Linked DNA regions of Homo sapiens: regions 1 and 2 are each linked to region 3. A link is a loop called in an ENCODE intact Hi-C map of the cell type or tissue named here. Cell type or tissue: mammary epithelial cell. All regions are shown on one strand. Links, peaks and the distances in the headings refer to the core of each region. The heading gives the core; the rest is flanking DNA. Region 1 overlaps DPYD (dihydropyrimidine dehydrogenase). Region 2 holds the start of DPYD (dihydropyrimidine dehydrogenase). Region 3 has its middle 190 kb from the start of SNX7-DT.

Evidence for each region. Peaks named below come from ENCODE experiments on the same cell type or tissue, not always from the same donor. Only the 100,000 strongest peaks of a DNase experiment are listed, where the experiment ranks them.
Region 1: it touches region 3 in a loop (7-fold over the local background); 3 of 110 quality-filtered maps call a loop at or near these places.
Region 2: it touches region 3 in a loop (10-fold over the local background); 5 of 110 quality-filtered maps call a loop at or near these places.

The regions. Positions count from the first base shown.
Region 1 is chr1:97,134,316-97,142,321 of GRCh38, forward strand. The region is part of intron 20 of DPYD (dihydropyrimidine dehydrogenase); the gene reads right to left. All of the region lies in intron 1 of DPYD-AS1 (DPYD antisense RNA 1), which reads left to right. Among named protein-coding and RNA genes, the nearest start is that of DPYD-AS1, 42 kb to the left of the region's middle. RefSeq lists an enhancer at 3,955-4,084. In mammary epithelial cell, for the core only: a CTCF peak has its summit at 4,136 (motif pointing right); no DNase peak of the experiment used is centred there.
Region 2 is chr1:97,916,455-97,924,460 of GRCh38, forward strand. DPYD (dihydropyrimidine dehydrogenase) reads right to left here and starts at 4,580. Exons shown (of 23, transcript NM_000110.4): 1 at 4,430-4,580. The coding sequence starts at 4,468. RefSeq lists a silencer at 4,386-4,785. In mammary epithelial cell, for the core only: no CTCF peak of the experiment used is centred there; DNase peaks (open chromatin) are centred at 4,107, 4,727 and 4,897; H3K4me3 peaks cover 2,645 bases; H3K27ac peaks cover 2,952 bases.
Region 3 is chr1:98,463,271-98,471,276 of GRCh38, forward strand. No RefSeq gene overlaps it. Among named protein-coding and RNA genes, the nearest start is that of SNX7-DT, 190 kb to the right of the region's middle. In mammary epithelial cell, for the core only: a CTCF peak has its summit at 5,047 (motif pointing left); no DNase peak of the experiment used is centred there; H3K27ac peaks cover 583 bases.

The DNA of each region.
Region 1 (8,006 bases), core at 1,096-6,095, 1.3 Mb before region 3:
CTGAAAAATGATCAGATTAAAATAAGCCAGAATTTGGTATTCTCACATCGTATGTATGAGCATGAGTTCTGAAACAGATTGCCTGAGTCTAGCTCTCTGGTCTGCTACCGACAGGCTGGATAGTTTGGCAAATTATATACCACCTTTGTATGCTACTTTCCTCATACGTGACAGGATGGTAATAATAGTCATGATTTCTTGCAGTTGTGATAAGAATTAAATGAATTGAATTAACATTTATGCCATTTTACCAAGTTTGGGGAGGAAGAGGAGGAAACGTGTCAACAAAGGCTTCCTTAAAGAGGGTGACCATTTGGTTAAATCTTAAAATATCAGTAGATTTTCACTATTTGAATGTTCTATTTTGACACGACTTTCTGAAGTTGGTGGTGGCCCAGTTAGCAGAGAATTTTTACTACATACTTTTAAAGGTTCAGCGCAGCTCTGCAGGGCCACGTGAGATGTTGCTTCTTATTAGTAGCCCTCGGCATAATGATGAAGTAAGTTAACGTTGCCTTTGACACTTAACCTCCTCTCAGTGAAACCAAGGTATGGATTTGAAAGTACCTCAGTGTTGGGAGTTTAAATAGAAAAAGATCTGATAAAATAATTTACGCAAAGGTGAACAGTACCTAGTGGGTTACTCTTTCCAGGTGGGGTCTTATATATATATATTTTTTTTATTTAAAAAGTGTTTTGGAGATAATTGATATTTTAAAAAATCAGCCTAAAAGACAGCTTAATCCACCATTTTTCTGAGTTTCCCTAAGCATTAAGTTTGGTCACCAAGAAGCAACGTTCTTAGATTTTATTAGCTTAGGTTCACTCGAGCATACTTCTTTTGAGTTGATTTAGCTAATCCTTAGCTTTCACTAAAAATTGATATGGTATAGGTATTTGAAAGACACTTTTGTATTTTTCACAAAACCCCGGCTATAGGCATTGTACAGTAAATTATTAAGTGTTCATTAAATATGGATCCATGTAACAAAATTTTCCCAATATTTACTGCCAGGAGCAAAGTGTTGTCTCTTAAGACAAACCTAGACATCCCCTTTTATCAGACCATGAGAGCTATAAAACTCATGAATTTCTTTAGTTTCTTGGCTACCAATAAGTTTACAGCAAAACATGATGTCCTGTTTTAATAATATAGCTTATCTTTTGTTTCCCATACAAGCACTTCTTGCTTTCTAAATAATTTCTGCTGTGTCTTAAATTTTAAAAATTTTATTACCTTTAATGTTTTAAATTGGTAAACTACTTTAAAAGACATGTAGGAACATGAGTGGAATAGTTGTTGCCTGTGTTCCTCATTTGACCCTTACTAAATATTAATTTTTAAAAAATAGTGTCTTTTTTCTTTCCAAGTAGATTTCAAGGTTTTATGGTAGAACAGGATTTCTTGTTTTCTATCCTCTATACTCACCCCACATGGGTACTCAATAGCTAAATTGATTGATTGATAGCTGTCTTTTAAAAGCAGATGTCTAGACAGGATTTTTAATGATGGACCTTGTTAAAAAATGATGGACTAATAGTGGAAATACTAGGCTGAGAGAGTGTTTCTGTTATTTTTCAAAATTCCTCTACAATGGACTATGGCCATTTTCTGCATGCAAGGAAGAACACAGCCAGGATCACCGTTCTTTAAATCAGAAAGGACTTTGATAGAGTCCAGTTCCCTCAGTTCAAATGAGGAAACCAAGGCCCGAGGAGTTACTATCATTCCCAGAAGTAGCGAGCTGAGTCAATATAACGTTAAGACTGAAATTTAGGCCTCCCTGTTGCCAGTCTGATGTTGTTTGATGCCAATCCATTTATTCACTTTCTGCTTCCACACAAGAATGACTTGCATAATTTTAAAGGTTGGAAATCCAGCATGATCCTAAATCAGAGTCTCCATTCATAAAACTCTAAGCTTTAAAAATGCTAGGAATCATTACACAAATAAAATCCTGAGCACTCATTGTGCTATGCTTTGTGCTAAACATGTTTCTTTTTTCCATATAGTCTTCGCAATCACCCTATGAGGTCAGTACTGTTATTATTCCTGTTTTAAAGACGAGAAAATGAGAGGCATGTCTCATGTTTAGCACTGGGATTCAGTGGCACTCTCCTACACTGTGTGGACTGCCTCGCGAATCCAGTCATGTATACACATGTGTGTGTTTTTCCTTTTGGACACGTAATGAGATTTTTTTTCCCATGCCAGACTGGGGTATCTTAGTATCTCTCTCATGGAATTCTCAATTCCTACCCACCTAGGTTTTTCCCTGGAAACTTCCTGCCATCAAAGCAGGAATGATATTTAGTGCTTCAGTATTAGAAGGTCACAAATTGTGCTGGAATCCAAGGGAGAATCACGTATTTGGATGAATCACGAACGAATAGTCTGAACTTCCCCAAAAACACTGTCAGTAAAAATAAGGTGCTGCCATTAAATGACACCTTTAAAGAAGGCAAGAACGCAAATTTATGACAAGAAGAAAGAACTTCTGAGCCAAAATCAGCTAGATCTTTTTTGTTTTTTTCAATGCCATCCTTGACACTGGTAAAGAGTAGTCAGCTAGGTATTTGTCGACTAGAAAGAATCGTTAAAATGGACAACTAAAACCATCATATTTACAAGTGACACAAATCAGAAATTGTTGGCTAACAAATCTCCTTATTCCATCACTGTGATATTTGCTAAAGCTGACCACCTATTAATTTTTCCAGTGGAGCCTAAGGATATAGCAAATGCCAAGTAAATAGTTCAATCTGAACCAGGTTTATTGTTCATCGGCTGGTGCTGTGGTACTGTGCCGTGCTTGTGTCTTTTGTTGCTGTGGAACAGCAGGCCTTCCGGGAATGCTAAGAATACAGTGTCTTCCCAGAGCTGATTACACCAGACACGGGCCTCAATGATGCATGGACCAGCTAACACAGTGCCACACAACCCCACAATGCTTTCAGCATATTCAGTCATCTGCCTCGGAGAGACTGAAAATATTACTATTGATTTGGCTTGGTGTTTAATGTGGTTGTTAAATTTTAAATCCCTGTACAATGACCAATACTTTGGGTAGTAATGTAATTCTTCCAGGTTTATCATCTCTCTTGAAACCTGACTATTTAGTACATTGTGTAGCATTAAATTTCAGACAGGGGAATAGGTTTTAATAACACAAACACTTAATAAAATAACTTTCCATGAGCTTTCTCATAATGGTATTAACAGGGAAAGACAATTTCTCTCATTGCGCTTCTCTGCAGACATTCTGTCGGCTCTGTATCTCCATCAGTTTTTTCATAATGTGCTCTTGGCACACTTACTTTAATATTGCTGGTTTGAGAGCACTGTCTTTTTTATCCTTGTCACTAAATGTGATATTTTGAGCACTCAAGATGCGCTGCAAGCAGGCCTAAAGTATTTATATTGAAACTACAATGGCAAAGCATGTAGGATGATCTACCTCTCTGAAATGAGCCTTTAGGAAACAACTTCATCTTGGGAACATCTCTGGCTACACAATTGTAAAAATGGGCTGATAATTAAAGTACCAGGGAACACTCCTTCCATATTCACTGTTTATAAGCAGAGTGGTCTTGGTGGGTGCACACCTTAACATAAAGGAAGTAATACTTACATCTTGCTTTTGTCACACCGAGGCTGATATCTCCACTAAGTACACATCCCTAATCCAAGACGTTAGCAAACATATCTCTTATCAGCAGTACGGCTTTCACAGGCTTTTTTCAGTGTCCACCAACCACTTTCCATTCTGGATAAAGGATGTTAGCTAGGTAAGAGGATAAGCACAGTTGTAATCTGGATATTCAAGCTGACCTAATGGTAGATGCTGGATGCACACTGAACCTGGCCTGGCGGAAACCTGTTTCTATATGAGAATGGCATGTGGAAACAGGGACAGATGGTGGGGTCAGTAATAAAGAACTTGTTTGTTGTTGCTGATTGGAGGCCATTTCTTCTGCCAGCATGACTCCACAGATTTATCCTGGCATTGGTGACCAAGGGGAGACAAACAATGTTGTTCAACAAGCATTCTGAAAGCTACCATATGGCCAGAAGGAAATCTCTGGAGAATACTAGGATGTGCTGTGTTGTGCTACACTGTGGTAGTATTGCTCTTAAGCAGTAGGGGGCATGGTGAGTTCATCCGGTTAGAAGTATAAATAGAAGTAACTGAAAACAGCAGGAAATATAATCCGGTGAGCTTGCGAGCTGGTGAGCAGTTGTGTTGTGGGCTGCTTTTAAGATTATTTGCTTAATAAACTGCATTAGTTTCATTCTTTTGCATTTTTCTCGCAAAAAATGTTCATAAAGGTTGGGTTCTAGGGTGACAAAGTGTTGGGAAATTTTGTTGATTTAAAAAACATAAATATGAACTAATAAGAGAGAAGAATTCATGTTAGTCTAGAAGCTTAGTTAATTGGGAGTCTCTAGAGGAGTCACTCAAGATAGTGTTTGCTAATTAAGGCAATGCATTTTCCAGGGATTTGGAGAAGGAAGAGCTCTCCTCTGGCTTTCTGTCTGCTTATGAGTTACTGTGCAGCACCAGTGACGAGCTTTCACTGATTCCAGTCACATGACTGACTTGGGTAGATGTATTCCACCCTCATAACAAAGGCTTGTGGGTAGTAAATATTACCTATCAAATAAAACACCAAGGTAATTCCAGTTAACTCTTTTCAGGAATTCTAAAATTTTGTCATTGAGTTTGGTCCTTTCGAAAAAGAAGTCTGCCAGAATTGGATATTTCTTTTTTAAGTTTTTGGATTAGTAAATCTTATCCAAAATGTAAATTAATTTCCTATAATAGCTCCAAATTAAGAATTCTACAATTCTGTTGATCCTATTCTGATCGATGCCAGATTCGGTTCATCGGTGATGAACAAGTCAGTCATGGTGCCTCAGATTCCTTCCATCTCATTTCTGATGCTGTAGCTGGATTTCTCTAATTATAATTGGATCACGCCAGTGGGATTTTTAGAAAACTGCAAAGTGTTTTTTGTTCTTCTGAGAAACAAGTTATAAAAATAAAAAAAAATTTATGTATTCTGAAAATGGCTTCACAAGATGAATCTTTTAAAGAAAAATCAAAACATTATGAAAAACCTAATAACACTCATAAGTTTAGATATGCAAAAGAAAATGAAACAGTATTAAACCCCAAGACTGGGTTCTATTCATGGATTTAAAAAATCTTGGACCTGTCTTTACAAAACTTGAGTTTAACCAACTGAAGTATCATTACATCCTTGGTTTTAAACGTCATTACCACACTACCAGATATTTCTAGACTGAAAAGATTTTTTATGTTTACGAACAACAGATTAAAGGCAAAGGCAGCATTATTGTAATAGGATGTCATAAGATGTTTCTCAGTCTTAGATGAGGCCCCAACTATGAAAGGAATGTTGGCAAATCTCCTTCTTTCTAAAGGTGGATCAGGCAGGACTTGGTGAGATGTGATTCAAATTTACTCTGTAGGTCTGGGATCTTTCCCTGTCACCCATAGCTCTAAGGAGAGGCAGAGAAGACACTGGAGAAAAGATTATGTATTGATAGCCCAGAAAAAGTGCTGTAATTTTCTCTGCTCTCTCCTGTAGAATGTTCTGTTTCCGCTACCTCAAGCCAAGTGACAGAAGACACTCTAAATACAATCAAGAGTGGGGTACTTGCCCAAAGAGGCAACTGACATTTTTTTTTTTTTTTACTCTGGGCTACCTATTTGCTACTTGGAAAAAATCTGCCTTTATGGGACACTTGCTGACTGTAGTGATACCAGTCTTAGCAACCTGAACATGGACATGCCCCTGGGTGCTTGGGTGGGTAGCTGTGGAGGGTTAAAGTAAGGAGGCTGGTGTCTGACTACTGCTGAGAAAGGCCTGTATGTCAGAGGTTGGTTGTGAGGGTTCCCTGATAGTAGGGCCAGTAGAGGTGTTTGCTTATGATGACAGAGACAGGAGTTTTTTTTGGGGACACTCTGGAAAGCTGCTGCAATATAACTACATTGAAAGCCCTGCCAAGGAGAGGTAATCCCAGTAGAAAGAGACTTCAGGGGTGAAATGCCGAAGCATAGGAAATCATAATGGGCAGAGCAGAAGGTATCACCAGGGAGACAGAATGGGAGGCTCTGAAGATCCCACAGAGGTATCCTTTAAGAAAAAGAGTTGGCACCTGCCCTGATTGCATCAATATCACAACCATGCCATAAGAGCACTACACAATCATCTTTTAGCCTCATATGCTTCATCCTTTCCCAGCACAATGGAGGAATCACAGGTGACATGGAGAAGTGGAGAAGAAGGATGGGAGAGGGAGGCAGAAGATAATCACAGACGACCTAAGCATCCGGCCTTTTCTCTACTGATGCTATAGGGCCTAGTGCAGGTTAAAGCAGAGATTGTTTAAATAAGAGGAGAGCCACAAGTTTCCTGGCTGGACTCTTTATTATCTGAGGGTGTTCTAATGTCTGGAAGTGATCAGAAAAACTCTGGGATTTTATCCATAGCCAAGAAGAGGAGCTTAGTGGGTTTTAAGAGAATAAAGATGTTTCTGGCTTGTTTTGAAAGTGCAGCTCATTTGGTACACTATAATACTGTTTTTTCCCAATAATCAAGTAATTAATTTTTGTGTGATGACATGAAGCCAAATGTAAGTGTGAGCTGAGTGGATCATACGTCTAATAGATCTGTAAACATGAGGAGGTAGGGAAAGTTCACTTCTGAGTACATATCACATCTGCAAACCTTGTCATAGTGATCCAAAATGGAATGGGAAGTACTGAAGATGTATAGTGATCTCGCTTCATGTAGGATTGTGCTTGCATTTTCTAACACAGTCCCTGGCATATAATGGAAGCTTAATAAGTGTATGCCAGACCGAACTGGGAAGCTGGGAAGACCAAGCGAGGCACGAGGTGCATAGAAGGTGACTAACAGGTTCTTGAATTAGAAGGGAACTAAGTTAGAGCATGAGCATGGCCACTATTCCTCTACTCTACCTTACTTACCTCCCTGACTTTGTCTCTTATTACTCCCCCTATCTACTCTACTCCAGACACCCTACTCTTGGCTGATCCTTAAGGCTTTTTTACTCGCTATTCCTTCTGCCTGGAAATCTCTTCTCACAGACATCCACGAGGCTTATTTCTCATTTCCTTCACATTTTGCTCATATGAGACTTTCTCTAAAAGGTCCATACTCACTGCTGTCTAACCTTTAAAATGCAACCTGTCTCCTGACTTCCATACTTTTGAGCTCCCTTGCCTTCTCCACCCTTCCTGTTTACATAGCCCTTATCACCGAATATACTATCATTTATTATCTTTACTGTTTGTTCATTTTTATCTCTTTTACTTAAATATAAGTTCTACAAGGGTAGGTTCCTTTTTTAAATGGATAAATCCCAAGTGTCTAGAACAGTGGCTGACACATGGTAGGAATTTCAGTCATCTTAGCTGAATGAATGGATGGCAATAGATGCCCAGAGGCCTCTGTGTCGTGTTAACTGGATTCCATTTGAGGCATTACAGAACCCTCCGGGGTCAGGGGAGGAGTTACTGACTCCTTTGCCAAGTAGCCGCAGTACATATCCACAGCCTCCTACCAAAATCAGCATTCTGGGTATTCTAGAACCACACACGAAAACTGCTTAGGAACTCTCAAATCAAGTAGCAGGTCAAAGAACTCCTTTGATTGACTCTTTGTTAGGCTGTTTGGAGTAGGATGTACTAATTAGATTTGGAAGCACTCAAGGTTTATACTTTGAGCTTTATCCCCATAGAATGCAGAGAGAATAGAAATGTAAACCCTAGTAAAAATTAAAATAAATTAACAGAATCAATCTAGATAGTTCTTCAAGTCAACTTGCACTCAAAGAGTATTGGGCCTTTTATGGTGCAAATAATCATATTGTACATTAGGGATAAGTAAATCTATCTTCAGTTAGACTTTGGCAAGCATTTCTGCTTTTAAATGTGAAAAGCCAACTTGAA
Region 2 (8,006 bases), core at 1,968-6,967, 550 kb before region 3:
TTGCTGAGAATGATGGTTTCCAGCTTCATCCATGTCCCTACAAAGGATATGAACTCATAATCTTTTTAAAAGTGAATTTTTCTTCTAGAATGTAACAAAGGAGGCTACCAAATTCCAGCACACTTTACAATTAAGCAATCAGTCAACACCATTTGCTATCATTAAGATTAAGCAGATCCAATCTAAAAATCACCCTCCATCAAGATCCATCATTAGTCATTAATCTCCCAGATTTTAATTAAACTACCAAAACTATTCATCTGAATTCATATGCAAAGGATAGAATTTTTCTTTAAACTGCCCACAACTTTGGTGGGCCAAGCTGAAAGGTTCGCTTGAGCCCAAGAGTACAAGGCCAGCCCGGGCAATATACTGAGACCCCCATCTCTATTTTAAAAAACTGCACTGAAACACATATCAACACACTCAACTACAGAAATATGCAGTACCTTAAAACTACAGGAAGCTACCATTAGAATCAGTGACTCCTCAAATCAGATAATCAGACACATTTCTACTATCCAGCTAAACTCCTTAGAAAGGAGAAACACTTTAAAGTAAAACTATGGCCCACAAAACAGCTTAAAGTAGGAAGTACAAGCATGTTTTCAACAACTCTAACTCACAAAATAGTTTTAAAAAGTTAAAGCTTTAAAAGTCTTAATTTATTTAAGAATATATTTCCAAAAGATCTGCAGTGCCCAGTCAATAAAAGGAAGGAGAAAAGAAATGACTGATGCTTACACATTCAGTAAAAATATATCCATTTAAATCAATAAACAACTCATGGCTTTGTATAAAGTGGAATCTTTATTATCTTTTTTGGATCCATGATTCTCCTTCCTCCCCAGCAGCAAAGGCAATTATGATAAAAGATGTTCTGAAAATTTTTTTGCCATCTCTGCCAATTTATAACCCATGACTTTCCTTGTTTCAAAATTTGTAAAGTCCACTTTCTCCAAGTCTTTCCCATTATGCTTCTATTTTCCAAATTCGCTATTTTTAATCTCATTTTCCTAGTTAATCATACAGAAAATTCCCAATTACCTTTTCAAATGAATAGAAGTCACAGTATCAGTAATTCCGAAACCATTTCTGTTTGACTTAAAATGCATTTGATTTTGTGGACAATGGACTAAAATCCCTTTTTCATTTAGGGTAAATGTGAATTAAGTTTATAACCCTTTAACATTCACTAACTGATCATTCAAGGAATGGGCCTTGTGATTGTGACTGTGGTAGCAGTACAGTAACAGATAGCAACTTGGTTTGGCTACAAATATATATCAAAAGTACTAGTATTCAAATAGTTAAAAGCTTGCTGCAGCTGCATACATTTCGTTTAGATATATATACTTTCAAAGTCTATTCTCATTATCCTTGCCGGTGGAGGGGAACAAGGTCTTGAACAAAAGAGTACTGTTTCAAAATAATTCTCATTTCCTTTCAAGTGTGCAGATATTCACAATATACTGGCTGTAAATTCAATCTAAATGAAGAAGTGCTGTTAAGTTACTGCTGAGGCCTGGGAAAGTGACCAATGTCCAATACTAACCTTCTTTGAAACCATCCCAGGAGAGTTTGTATTAAAGTCATCGTTGACAAAATTCAGACTGTATCCAAACAGTACACTCACAAAGCAAAATAACTTCTAAAAGCATATAACTACTATTAACGGACTTTAAAATGCTAATCATTTCATTGGAAGTGATTTTCCTGAGAATAAGATATATTTTTCTGTTATCTTTATTTTTTAACATTTTTGTCCTTTTTCCCAACAAGATGCTGTCAACTTGTGACATTTGTTTATTATCCTTAGCAGATTTTCCATGTGCAATTCAGAGAGGCTAACTTGCCCAAACACACAGCTTAAAGTTAGACCTCAATCAGAGGCAGTTGGTTTCAGAAGCCAGGCTCTGAACCACATTAATATATCTGAAAAAAAACATGATTTCTCATGCAACTTCTATGATTACAACAACAACAACAACAATTCTGAGTAATGAGCTAGGTCCTATTACCAAGTAACACATCCTTTCCTTGCCTATCTCCCAGCCCAGGGATATTCCAGCTATGGAGTTTGGTGATCTGATTGTTTTCCATGTTCCTAACCGTCAAATCCTGATGTGATATTGGATTCAGACTAGAAATTATGAAGCAGGCACACAAAGCACCTTTATATATACCTCAATAACTTTTCCCCCAGAAACAAAGATATTTCTTGGCTGTTTCACTGAAACCTGAGGTTCTGTAGTTAGCTCATAGGGAAAAGTCAGTCACTATTAGAGTAGGTTGTTATCATCACCTTCTGTTCTTTTAACAATTGTCAAGTACTTTTCACATTTATCAATGTGTTCTTATCACATTCATTAACTGCTTCATACCAATATTTTTAAAATATTACTTGCTTATCCATGTATTTGAAGCTAAAACAATGATCACAATCAGATCTCTAGACAATGGTTGTAATGAATTTGTTCAAGAAAAGCATTCAAATTTGATGGAAAACTGAGCCTTTATAATTCATTCTAATTCTTCAACACAAAAATGAACTTTGGTAAATCAATAGGATCAACTGAGGCATTTATGCTTGAATGTGCTCCCCTAAGCTTAATGTATTTTTCCTCACTGCATTATATTTTAATGATTAATTTCATGCTCTTTCATGGTATTCTAGCTCATGAATCACGGGTATTACTTTGAGGGAAAAGTAAGGTGCTGTGAGTGATGAAAGATGTTACTGATTAAAGTGTTGCACATATGAACTACATAAGAGCTGAAGGTGTTTGAACACCAGCAATCTAGATTAAAAGTAATATTAGGCAAACTGGCCATATAGACTAAGGTTGAATTGAGTGGAGGGAGTGGGAAGGATGGGCTTCTTAAATGTTCTTAGTTGAAACAATATATGAAATCAAGCTTGGCATTCAATGTTTCACTGGCATCTTTCTCCTCAGTAGAATGTAAGAACTGATTTCGAAGACAACTGCAGAGAAAGAAATCAGTTAAGCAGATAACACACCATTCTGAAATTAAAGAGCCAAAAGCCACCCATCCTAAGTCAACTCCGATATCTTAAATCAATACTGCCTTAATACTGTCAGAAGCTTGTTTTTCGACTTAGTAAATAAAATTTTTTAAAAAGTTAAGTCAAAGTCACAAGGACCAAAAAGGAATAGACTACCCTAAATGAAATATAGAAAAAGACAAGTATCTATTATCCTGCACACAGATGAACAACTATTTGTTAAATATATCATATTGCTCAATATCAAAAAGTCAACTCTCCAAAACAGAAACCAAAAGTAAACTAACCAGAGATGTCCACATAATACACTTTGGCTCTTGTTACTAAAATGATTTTTCAAACCAAGTTATGGAGCCTGGAGAAAACAGGACTACTTCCTCCCAGAATATAAAGTTTCTTCAATTACGGAGGCAAAATGTGGCAAAAGCAGCTATTTTGCAAACAGGTGGTTTGCAAAACTTTTACTTAAGCCGCCAAAAGGACTGACGAAAGGAAAATTTTGTTATTTCTAAAGAAAACACACACACACATAATTTTCTACCAGAGTAGAAGACTCAAATAAAGAAAAGCCCCAAACAAAACAGAAAACTAAAAATCAGTTTGTCTTAGCTCAAAAGTGCTGACCTAGGTTTAGTATGTGTAAAATCACTGTTGATAATTAAATCCTTTTCATCGCATATATTAAGATACTAGAGAGAAAGGAAATGCCATGTCGTTTCAGGTAGGACCTTATTTACATAAAAAAAGATTTTTTTTAACAGAAACGGAGTGCAAGAGGGAATCAAAAACCGTTGAGAGGAGAGAAAAATACAGTTAGTTTTTCTGAGGGCACTGCATTTTTCATGTTCTGAATACTTCGTTCCATTCTCTCCATGTTAAATTATTTCATAAACAATACTATGACTAGAGGCGACTGCTACAGCTGACACACAGATGTTTTATTTCTATGCTTCACCTTTGCAAATAGCAGGATTCAGCTATTGGAAATGGGGGCAGTGGAGGTGTCCAGAAACGACATACAGGAGGTGAAGGGGTAGAACGTGTGGGAAATGGGCACTCCTACCCCCTAGAGTCCACCTCTCTGGAACTCCAGTGCTTCTTCAGTCACTGACATTCAGAGGAGGACAAGACAGGCTTCCTGAAATCTCTTCCGAAGTAAACAGGTCCCGACGCAAAGGGCAACCCCTCCAGTAGCGGAAAGTCCTCCCCTGAGCTCCCCGCCTGCCCACGCGGGCCTGTGGCTCCGCGCTCCTCCGCTCCCCCGCAGAGCTCCCACGGGGGAAACTTTCCCGCGTCTCTCACTCTCCGGGGTGCGGGGGCCGCGGGGGCCTCCCCGGCACCTACCCGCAGAGCACTCCCCACCACCCCGCCACCACCGACGAGCCGGCGCGAAGTCCGTACCTCGATGTCCGCCGAGTCCTTACTGAGCACAGGGGCCATGGCAGTGCCTACAGTCTCGAGTCTGCCAGTGACAAACCCTCCTTGCGTCCTCAAGCTCCAGCCAGAGAGCCAAGTGACAGCAGCCGGAGCGCGAGTCGAAAACAGGCAGACTAGGGCCGGCGGCGCGGGGGCGGAGCGGGCGCGGGGCGGCAACGCCCCCGGGGCGGGGCTGCGCTCTCGGTCCTGCGGCTCCCGCGCCAGGCACGGCAGCCGCAGCCCGGCCTTCCCAGTTCAGCCCGCTCCGCGCCCCAGCCTGCAAGCAGAAGGGAGGGAGGGAGTAGAGCACCCGCTCTGGGGACTGGCCTTTAATCTCTAAACTGCTAAAAACAGAGCTAGGCAGGCGGGGCCAGATAGGAGGGATCCCCAGGCAAAGGTAAAAGCAGTCCGCGCTCCAAGCAACAACTTGCACTTTTTCTTTTCTTCCACAGAAACCCCGCGAGATGTAGATACATTGTTTGAGGGGCAACTGCATTTTCAGGAACTCCTCAAGGATGAAATAGTAGATGTTCCTCCATCCATCCACCAAGTAGGTGGGCGGGGTTTGAGCTGCAGTGGAGGATACCAAAGCACCGGTCTTCTGAGAGTTCACAGCCCCAGCGGGGAGGGGAGGGAGGCGAGCAAAAACATCCACAGCCCGCAGCAGCATACAGGAAGTGCTGCAGGTGGTACATAATCAAGGTTGTCTTTTTGCAGGAAAGTCTCATTTTAATGGTTATTTTTTTAAATATTTTTTATTCTAAAACGTGAAACTCTTTTGAAAAGTTGCTCTTCGTTTTTGCTCTAGAGCTTGCTGAGGAGAAGGGAGAGATTTCCTGTAGAGTTGGTCCCAATCCAGAAAACATTCACCTCGTTTTTTGAGGATATGTGTACTCCAGACCTCTCTCCTTTTCTCCCCGCCCCCCCCCCACCCCTGTTAGATGCATCCCACCTCTCTTCTACCATAACACTTTCTACTTCCGTTAGGACATTTGCGGCACTCCTTCATGCACTTGGCTAGGTAGTGACACCTTGGAGTCAAGTATTTCTCCCTTATTATTTTTTCATTAGTCCATTCATCGTTTTATTCAACGAATATGTTTATTGAGCATTTTCAATATGCCAGACACAGACACTGTGCTAGGTTCTCCGGATATAGTCTTCAAGAATACACATCACTGTCATGGAGATTATACTCAAAATAAGCAAGTAAGAAAATGTGATGCCTGCTTGTAAGATAAAAGAAAAATAGGACAGAATAACTAGGGTATGGGTACCTTGCGTGGTTGAGAAGGCTTCTCTGAACAAACCATCAGATTACCTTCCAGAACCTGGAAATTACTAAAAGACAGATACATTTTTCTTGAATCAAATATTAACAGACACTAGAAAGTTAAATGGAAACCTTAGAATCATCTTTGACTCCTTTATCCTTATTGCCTCATTTAATCTATGCCCAAACTCTCAGAAGTCAACCTCCTAAATAGATTTTGAATCATTCATTTCTCCATTTTGCTGCATCCACCATGGTCCAAGCTACTGGTATTCTAGCTTCTATTCTTACCTCATATCCATACCAGATTGAGCTTTAGAAAGTATTAACTGGCTCATGCCATACAACGATACATCCACACACCCAGGTACCCATGGTATAAATCCTTCAATGGTCCATTGCAGTCAGAATATAATACAAACTCCCTAGTAACCGCTGAATAACCTGCTCTACTCCGCTTCTCCGCCACTCTTGCCCTGACTCATTATGTTCCAACCACAAGGTAATCTTCTCATCCTCCATCCACTTCTCTACCTTTGCACATTGCCCTCCACTTGGAGCTCTTCTTCCCCTTCTACTCATCATTTAGGTCTCACTGAAGCCTTTATGATCTAACCCCATCACCAACAAAATTACACCCACTCTGTCTTTTTCATTATATTTCGTCTTCATAGACTTTTCAAATGTTGTTTAAATATTTATTTGAATGTGATTCATTTAATATATGTCTTCTATTTAGAGAGGAAGCTCCAGGAAGAGGGGGCCCATGTGTACTTTTATTGTTTACTGGATACTCAGTTCCTAGCTCAGGACTGAAGCATAAGAGACCAAGAACACTTGGTGATTGAATGAACAGAGTACATTCGTTTATACACTGGGCAGTTCATTTTAGAAACTTTAGTTTCTCTGCATCACATATTCTCATTGTCCTACTTACTGCTGAGAAATAGGTCACAATATCTATCAATGAATTTGTAGTTAAAATGGGTCAAAATAACTACTTATCTTTTCATGGAGTAATGTTCCAAAGTCAGATGTTCCTGCATCTCCCTACAACCACACCTTACCCACTTACTCTAGATCCTCTTGGAGATATAGAGAGATAGATAAATCTATCTATATCTATTTTTCTATCAGTCTATATATATAAATACACATATAAACACCCAAATACATACATACATATACACACATATGTATATATTGAGAAAAGATATACACATATAAACATATATAAATTTACAAATATAATATATATAATTATAATACATATGATTTCTTCCCCAATTTAATCAGTCAGGTTCAATGTTCAATTTCCTAACTTACAGGGATACAGGCTTATTGCTCTTTCAGGTTACACTTTAACATACATCTTATCAGTTAGCAATTGATAGTTAATTTATGTGTACAAGAATCCAAGTTATCTTTAAGAGTTATACAGTGTATTTTCATATTCGTTTTCTGTTATAATTCTCCTAAACAACTATAGAGGATAAGTCCAATATACGGTGGTTTTCCAAAGATAAGAGTTTCATCGGTGATAGTCAATAATCAAATATAAAATTTAAATGCTATTTACCATCCCCCCCAACTTCATCAAACAGATGTATCCTGTTCTGACATATTAATTAAGGCATCTAATCACATTGCTCACGTGCCACACCTATGCTCTGTGATCAGTGATTTAATCTAATAATATTTTAAATTCATTGAAATTGCACATTAAGCACAGTTGTACCTGTAAATAATGCAAGCTGTTTAAAGCTTTTACTGCAAATGCATTTGCACCACACTTTTTAAAAGTTGTAAATTATGATGGCGTTTGTCAAGCTGTCCCTCCATCTGGAAGCACAGTGAAATATCAGGTGTTCCACATTAATTTTTTGTAGGCTTTGGAGAAACAGCTTATGTTTGAACCTAATAGTTTACAGTACATAAATGAATATTATTACTACCAAAGTCAGAAGTAGGACTTATGAGTCATCTTTAATTTCACATCTAAAAAGTTATTCAATATTACAAATTTAGAAACACAACAAAAATTCAGATTTCCATATGCCTTTATTTTCCCTTTGCAGTGTAGCATTAAGAGATTTTTTTTGGTGGGGGACATTTCTTTGAAAATGATTTCCTCCCAAAAAGTCAGAGGCTGAATGATCATGAGGTGCATTTTTTCCGCTGTCTGATTTTCAAGGGCCAAATTAATTCCTACCCATATTGACCAGTAGGATAATGACTAAAGATCAGTTAGGCCCAAATATTTCCAGCATTCCTGTTAAAAAGACCAAA
Region 3 (8,006 bases), core at 2,059-7,058:
TCAGAAGGTAGCTACTTGCTTGGATAAATATTTCTGGTTTCTAGAAGACTTTTTCTTACATTTCAACAATCTTAGTTGTCCACGTGCAGGTAAGAAAATGTCAACTTAACAGCAGTCCTTTGGATTTGAAAAGAAACTACTTGAGTTTCACTACTCATGGTTTTAAGGGTATCTCAAAAATTTATTTCTGACTTTGTTTCTTAAACATAGTTTCATCCTGAATATGTAAAATACTATGGAAATAGCAATAATATTCTGTATTTGTTACTGCTTTGCCCTTTAAAAAACATTTTCACATATTTTCTAATGCCTCTTAATCTTCAGAGTAACTTCCAAAATAATAACATCTTTATAAATGAAGAGACCAAACCTGAGATGTTAAGTTAGTGCTTTTGGCACTTTGAATTATATACTGAAGAGATGTAAAAAAATCTGTATACATACCAATGTGTTTGCTCTGAAAAGTCAGCCTGTTACAGGTCTAGTAAGGAACAGGTAGCTATAATCTATTTTTCTATTGATTTGATCCTTATAATCAACTTTTGACCTTGTCTTTCTAGAATGCTAGTTTAATAAGAGCAATTTATAGTGCTATACAGTTTTGGCTGATCATTGAGAATAAACTTCCTAATCTTTTTCATCCTGTTCAAACTAACATTCCTATTGCCAAGAAATTATAAATTTGCGTATGAAAGAAAAAGAAATAGCTTTAGATTCTAAAGTGTTTTCGTTTTTAAAAATGTTTGTCATCCATAGGTTTTGGGGACATATAAATCTCTAGATGCTCATTTTCCAGTATTTAAGTAGGATTGCTTACTCATTCAGGCACTTCTCCTGCTTCAAAATCCTCAGCATAAAATATTCCTCCTTCGTGGAAAATCTGATTTCTCTAACTGCAAAGGTCATGGAATAATGTCAATTTGAAGAAAAAGATAGGAGAACTCATTTAATGTTCCTAAGGTATAATTATGCCCTAGAAAAGTCATTTTCTCTAAACATACAGCATTCTTTCTTAACCAAAGGCAAGGCCATGGAAGCCAGTACAATGAAATGCCTCATTTCATAGAAAAGATACCTAAAAACAAGAATTTATAATACAGCAACTATGTCCAAACTCCTCATATGTCCTGATCTCTGAGTTCAGCAGCCCAGAAATTCTCTTGTCTGTACTAAGTTATAATTTTTAAGTCTTAAGGGAAACTAATCAGAAAATCATAGGTACCTGGAAACAGATCCACTAGGGTTTCCTAACTATTCTCGTAATTTTAACTACCCTACATTTGCCATAACTTATGTTTTCTCTATAGGGAGATAGTGTCATTTATAATCAGAAAAGTAAATAATCATAGATTGCAGGTAGTGTCATAAGGATAAAATACTGAAGGATGGATGGAAAAATGTTAGTAGAAGGTGGAGGCTGGAGGCAGGGAGATGGATTGCTGGAGACAGGAGAAAAAATAAAAAGGACAGCAGATAACAATTAGTTTTTCTCCCTCGTGCAAGGTTGGTGATGAACTGTGGATTGAGAATAGTGATGAGTTATTTATGCTGCTGGTGCACTCATCACCTGGTGGTGTTCATGCAGATTTCTCATAGAGGAAAGAACAAATAGAGCATCACTATAAGAGCTTCAGAAATTGAGAGAGTTTTATTGAAAATACTCATCACATCTCCAGGCCTTCTAAACTGGGCTAGTGCACACATTTAAAATCTAAAATTTGACACCAAAGATGGGGGGTGGGGAGTACTTCCAGTTCTATAAACAACTACTGAAATCATATTGCCTTTTGCTAAACTTGTTAAAGTAATTCAGTGGTAAGAGATCCATATTTCATATTTCAGGCATGTTCAGGCATGCTGGAAAAGGGGCAAATGCCAAGCCTTGTATATCTCAGATCTCAGGAGGGACACTGAGCTATTATCGGGTCTATATACATATATGTGTATCTGTGCATTTGAGTGAGCTTCTCAGACTTAGAGACATACACTTACATATCTGCTAAAACATGCATTGATTGTCCATCACATACATGGTCACTCACCTTACAAACAGCTCTCAGATAGCAATGCATAATAATGGCTACTACAACATCCTCTAGTTTGGGGAACCTATCCTTCATTTTCACCTTCACATATATTAAATCTACCCATAAGACAAAGATACAGAAGTGGCTTCTAACTGCTATGATAAAGAGTAGCATGGCCTTAACTTTCTTTCTTAATTTTTTTTTTTTTTTTTTTTTGAGACGGAGTCTCCCTCTGTCGCCAGGCTGGAGTGCTGTGACTCTGTCTCAGCTCACTGCAAGCTCTGCCTGCCGGGTTCAAGTGATTCTCCTGCCTCAGCCTCTGGAGTAGCTGGGTTTACAGGCACGTGCCACCATGCCCAGCTAATGTTTGTATTTTTAGTAGAGACAGGGTTTCACCATGTTGGCCAGGATGGTCTGGATCTCCTGACCTCATGATCTGCCTGTCTCAACCTCCCAAAGTGCTGAGATTACAGGCGTGAACCACTGTGCCCAGGCTTAACTTTCAAATTTAGGATTAAGAAGGCATTGTTTTCTGTAGACTCTCTTGTAGGACTGTAGAATAGAGTTTTTGTAATTTATAGATCAGCTACATTTTGAATTCAATAAGCTTTGATAGTTAGGTTGAAACACTAGCTAGCATTAAATATTTTATTCCTAGAGGAAAATGCACTCTAAGTGTTCAAGTAAAATTTCCAAACATGGTATTTATCAGGCCTTAATTGCAGGGATATGGAAATTGGAGTCCTGTTTGCTCTGTCTGTAAAGCACAGGGAGAGGAGATGGTCTAATAGCCTTGGAAAGTGCTTTGGAATTTAAACAGCCTTTTCCACTTAGGAGCAAAGGGTACCTTGAACATGTTACCTGAACTCTTTGAGCCCCAGTTTCCTCCACTAGGAAAAATACATGTTCATAAAACTTCTTTCCAAGAGTTTTGTGAGAATTAAATGAGAGAATATATAGAAAGTGCTTAGCACCCAAAGTTTACTCAAATTATGGTAATTCTTTTACCATTTCTTTGACTCAATAAAATATTATTTCTTTTTCATTCTCAGTTTTTCCTGTAACACCATTTCCACATTCTCTTCTCCCCATCTTGATGGCACTTTCTGTTTTCTTTTACTCCTCTCTTTATGCCTTTGCTTTCTCTCTGGGCCTGAAGCAATGTCATCTCATGGGCCACTATTGAATAGATAGAATTTTTTTCTAACACCCACCTCCCTTGAAAGTTCTCTCTCTCTCTCTCTCAATCAATTTAGGAAGCTTCCATAGGTAGTATTTCCTGCATACCTACTATATATCAAAAACTTGATGTAAATATCACAGATATTATGATCTCACTTAATCTTCATAACAACCTATGCAAAATTAGGTACTGGGAAATTTAAGACTCAATTGGATTATATGGTATGCCCAGAACGAGAGAACTGGCATATAAAATTTCTTCTATCTGCAACATTTTAGCTTTCAGTTAAAGTTTCCTTTTGGTAAATAAGCACACGCACATGCACACACACACACACACACACACACAGAGAGAGATAAGGAGGAGGAGAAGGAAGAAGAAGAAGGAGGAGGAGGAGGAGGAGGAAAGAAGAAGAAGAAGGCAGAAGAAAGCAGAGACTGTGAGATATGAAAAAAGAGAAACTAAGTATATGCAAAGTTCATCTGATCTGAATTCCCACCTTCCGCCCATGAAGAGACTGTTCAGGTGTTTAAACGTGATGTCCATGTTTTTGAAAACAAATTTGAGGATGCGAATCCCTTTTCTACTCTTTTCTGTACCTTGCCATAAATACAATGGCATGATCTGAGAGTTCTGTTTGTGAGTTGTATTGACAAAACATTGTCTAGCAAAAACTCAGCAATAAAAGTGTGTGGCATATTCTGCTGGGGTGTAGATATTCCTGTGTGCAGTGGGCTTCTCACTGAAGTATAAGGCATCTCCACTTCTCTAGCATTAGCATGTCTGGCTTAAAAAATAAAAAATAAGGTGACATGTCTGTCACTTCCCTCTGAGATATGCCACATGCCATAAAACATTTCAATCACCCCTTGTGCTTAGAGTAATTCTCTTTTAGGCTTGGCTCCTCCTCAAGATTTTTCAGGTAAACAGCATGAGATTAGTGTATGTAATCTATAGAAGGGAGCATGGATGTTTTTACTTCACTGTTCTTTTTAAATTGAAATAACAGCAAACAAGCTTAATTTAACAGTGATTTTTGAGCATTAATAGAAGAATGAGAAAGGAAGAAATCCTACAAAGGAATACTATTATTGAGGAAAATCTCAATAATCTACATGATATTTCCAAGTGGTAGATTTTATCTCAAAATGTCTATGTCTAGAAATCTGTAGTATACAGTTCCAAGTAGTCAAAGTTTCCTTATATGGCTCCATGTGTACAGGCACATCATGATTGTGTCTGTTTTTCTGTGAGTTTTCCAGGCTAAAGTTTCCCAGCTTGGCAACAATGCGGCACAGGGTCTGTTAGCTTAAGGCAATTGATTCTTCCCCTGATTTTGGCACTGCACTAGAACGGCTCTCAATCCAAAATCAAGGAGAGAAGAAAGAGAGAACTGAAAAGACAAGAAGGGAGGGAGGACGCCAGGAAGGGGAGAGAGAAAGAAAAAAATATATATATTACTGACAAAATACTACTTGATAACCAACGTTGTCAGTACAATCATTGTCACTCGATTTAAGATGGCACAATTTAAAATTCATAATGAAATCTATTTTAACTGTGAAATATATAGATTTCGAAAAGATTTTTCTTTTGCAAAAGTATGAATGCTGTGAAATACATGCTTCTTTTTTTACATTGCATTTTAACCTCTTAGGATAACTTTACCATAAATGATGTGAAGTTGTAGCTATCAGCCATATCCAATTAAAAATGCTAAGCCAGTTTCATCTAGAAAGAGAGACGCTGACAATATCTAAATATATATATATATGATAAATTAGTTATTGTCAAAGCGATCACCACTCATTATTGTGCTTATACAACAGTGTCATCTAGTGGACACTGGTCAGGCAAGTTGTAACTAAGATTCCTGAAGAAGCTTATTTAAAATGAACTATCCTTAAATGAAAATATGCTTTATCTTTTTCAATTCTCTGAAACTAAAGCAATTTAAATAATTATTTCTAGTCCAGGCCATCATTTCAATTCATATTTTACCAGAATAGTAAAGGAACTGAGAACTTGTGTCTGCAGAAAAAAATAATTTTAAGATCACATTTCTTAAGAAGGCAAAGAAGAACAAAAGAAAATAACAAAATTACTATAAAAGGTAGATGTCAGTATATGTATGGCATTAGGAAGAGAAAGTTGGAGCTGGAAGATTATTGAGCAGAGTTCCAGTCTTTAAATCTAAATGACTAGTGGCTACATCAACAATGACAAAACAAAGGAAGTATATGGGAGTTCTGTGGTCTCACCTCCACAGCTTTGCCATTTTTCTAGTACCTTTTTTGTATATTTGTGTAGAAGAGATATCTCCTTTGAAACACATTTTTTAAAAAGGCATCTTTTCTTATAAAAACATTAAATGTCATTCATTTTGAGTATTAAATTTCTGTGTCATCAAAGCCAGTTAGCTTTAATTTTTCCCCAACAAATCAAATGCTGGAGATATATAATGGGCACTGCAATCTATTTAATAATGTTGCTGATTCCCTGCATTTTTTATTGAAAAAATAAGGAAATATTGCATTCACTGGAAAGATGAAAAATAAAGCTTTTTAGCATTTCATCAAAATAAATATGGACACTCATTTTTAAAACCCCGGTATAATATCGTGTGAATTTTCTCACATCAACTAAGCAGCGATTAACACCTACAGGCCCATGCCCTTGCTTTGCATTTTGAAACTACTCAAAGGTAAAGTGTTGTTTTAGGGTTCTTTTTGTTACAGAGAAAGTGGGAGGAAAAGGAATATTAAAGCTATTAATAGGTACAAAGTTTCTGTTTTTTAAGTATCGAGTTCTAGTTGTATGTTTCAGTTTTTCTAAACAGAATGTTTTATGCCAATTTGATATCTTTGATAGTATTATATTATTTGGTTTGAAAATATTCAAGTGATGCTTGATGCTGTAAAACAGATGCTACTAAATATTTCTCCCTTTGATTTGACAATATATTTTTTTTCCTCTTTGTTTAAGATGTTTAAAATATTGTTAGGATGGAATACCTAACATGATATAGTATAATAGATAATTTAGAAAAAAATGACACAATACTATAGTGGTATACTAAAGGATCTTCTTGCCTGTGTATTCCTCCATATTATTAAGAAAACATTTAGTTGTTAAAGTAATTCACCAATTTGAAGTAAAGATGTAGCAAATCTTAGCAATTATTTGAAATAACTACTATTTCCTCAGTAAACAGAAAATACTCAGCTTTTTCCAAATACTGTGCTTTTACCTTTATTTTTTTTAACAGTGTGATACAAGCAAATTAAGTAGAAATTCCATCTGCTTTCTGGATGTAATTTTTATTGACTGTTAATTCAAAATTAGGACGTTGGTATTTCAAGACAGAATATTTACACTGATTAGTACATAATTTGCTTGTAAAATTCGCTAATTCTTTGTAATATAAACCTACCATAAGTGGAAATAACATATTTTAAAGTATATGTATAGGGTGGGCTTATTTGAAATGCTGTTTTTTAATTGCAACACTTGGATCTTAATGTAGTAGAAGTGTGCAAGTTATTTGGGCCTTTTGGGGAGAAAGAAAATCTTGAATTTTGATGGCATCAGAGGAAGAAATATTCTTTTCAAATTTACCCAGTTTTTCATTTTGCATAATAAGTTACTTTATACTCACTCAAAATTAAATTGGCAAGTCACAGAATTGAACTGGCAGCTGATAGGCAGTGCTCAGGTTTGGTATTTTTGGCTGAATCTTTTCCCAATAGGAAGTCAATAACTATTGAGTTCTTATTAGAGACTGAAAAGCATCGTGAGTGGGATAGAAAATTGGATAATGTTCTGTGACCTTCCCAAATCTTACAATCCAGTTGAAGAGATAAAACTACATGAATGAGAAATTAAATGGCAATGCAAGATTTACATAACAGTTCACTTTGATAATAGACATGTCACAGAGAGGTTCATGCTCATTTATCATATGAATAGTCCAGGAATTGAGAGATTCCCCTACCTGTAGCAGAATATTTTGTAATAAATCCTGGAGAACAGATTCCTAATGAAGGTCTTTGTAGAGTAGATGTACAATTAAGAGGAAGTAAATGACACCTGTGACATCCTTGCCCATTTCTCCTTTTGTTTTCCATGGATATTTTAGTAATAACTAGAAGCCAACACTGTTGATGCCAACCTTTCACTGTAGGTAAATGGAATTTGTTTGATTTCTATGAAAATATTAAGTTTCTCAGAAAAATCATTTCCAATATCTGTCCCTTCAGTAAATATCACTCAACAGATAAGTAGCACAACCTAGTGATCTACACTCAGAAGAGGCAAACTAGATTCTTGATGTCTTAACAAGACACTAACTACTGGGGAGCCAGAAGTCTCATAAATTTTAAGGCACTCATCTAGTTCATTTTTGAATCATAGACTCTTTGGAAAGCCAGATCAGTAATATGAACACTTTCTAAAAATATTTAAAAGTGTTATTCTCATAAAATATTGTTTTGCTGCTCAAATTATTTCTCCCTGTTTTGTTCTATTTCTGAAATATTAATATATAATTAATAATGCTACCTTCTACTACTAGGAAACAGGTAAATACATTTTTAAAAAGTGAAAAACTTTATACATTAGTTTATACCAGTTGCCTAATATCATGGAGATTTTTACATTATTTTTAGTAATTCACCTGTTATATTCCCTGATGTTTTCTTAATTGAATTACTTATATAAAACTTTGATATAACATTAAGAATTTGTTAACTTTCATATCTTTACCTCATTGGTTCTTGATTCAAGTAAGGTTTTAT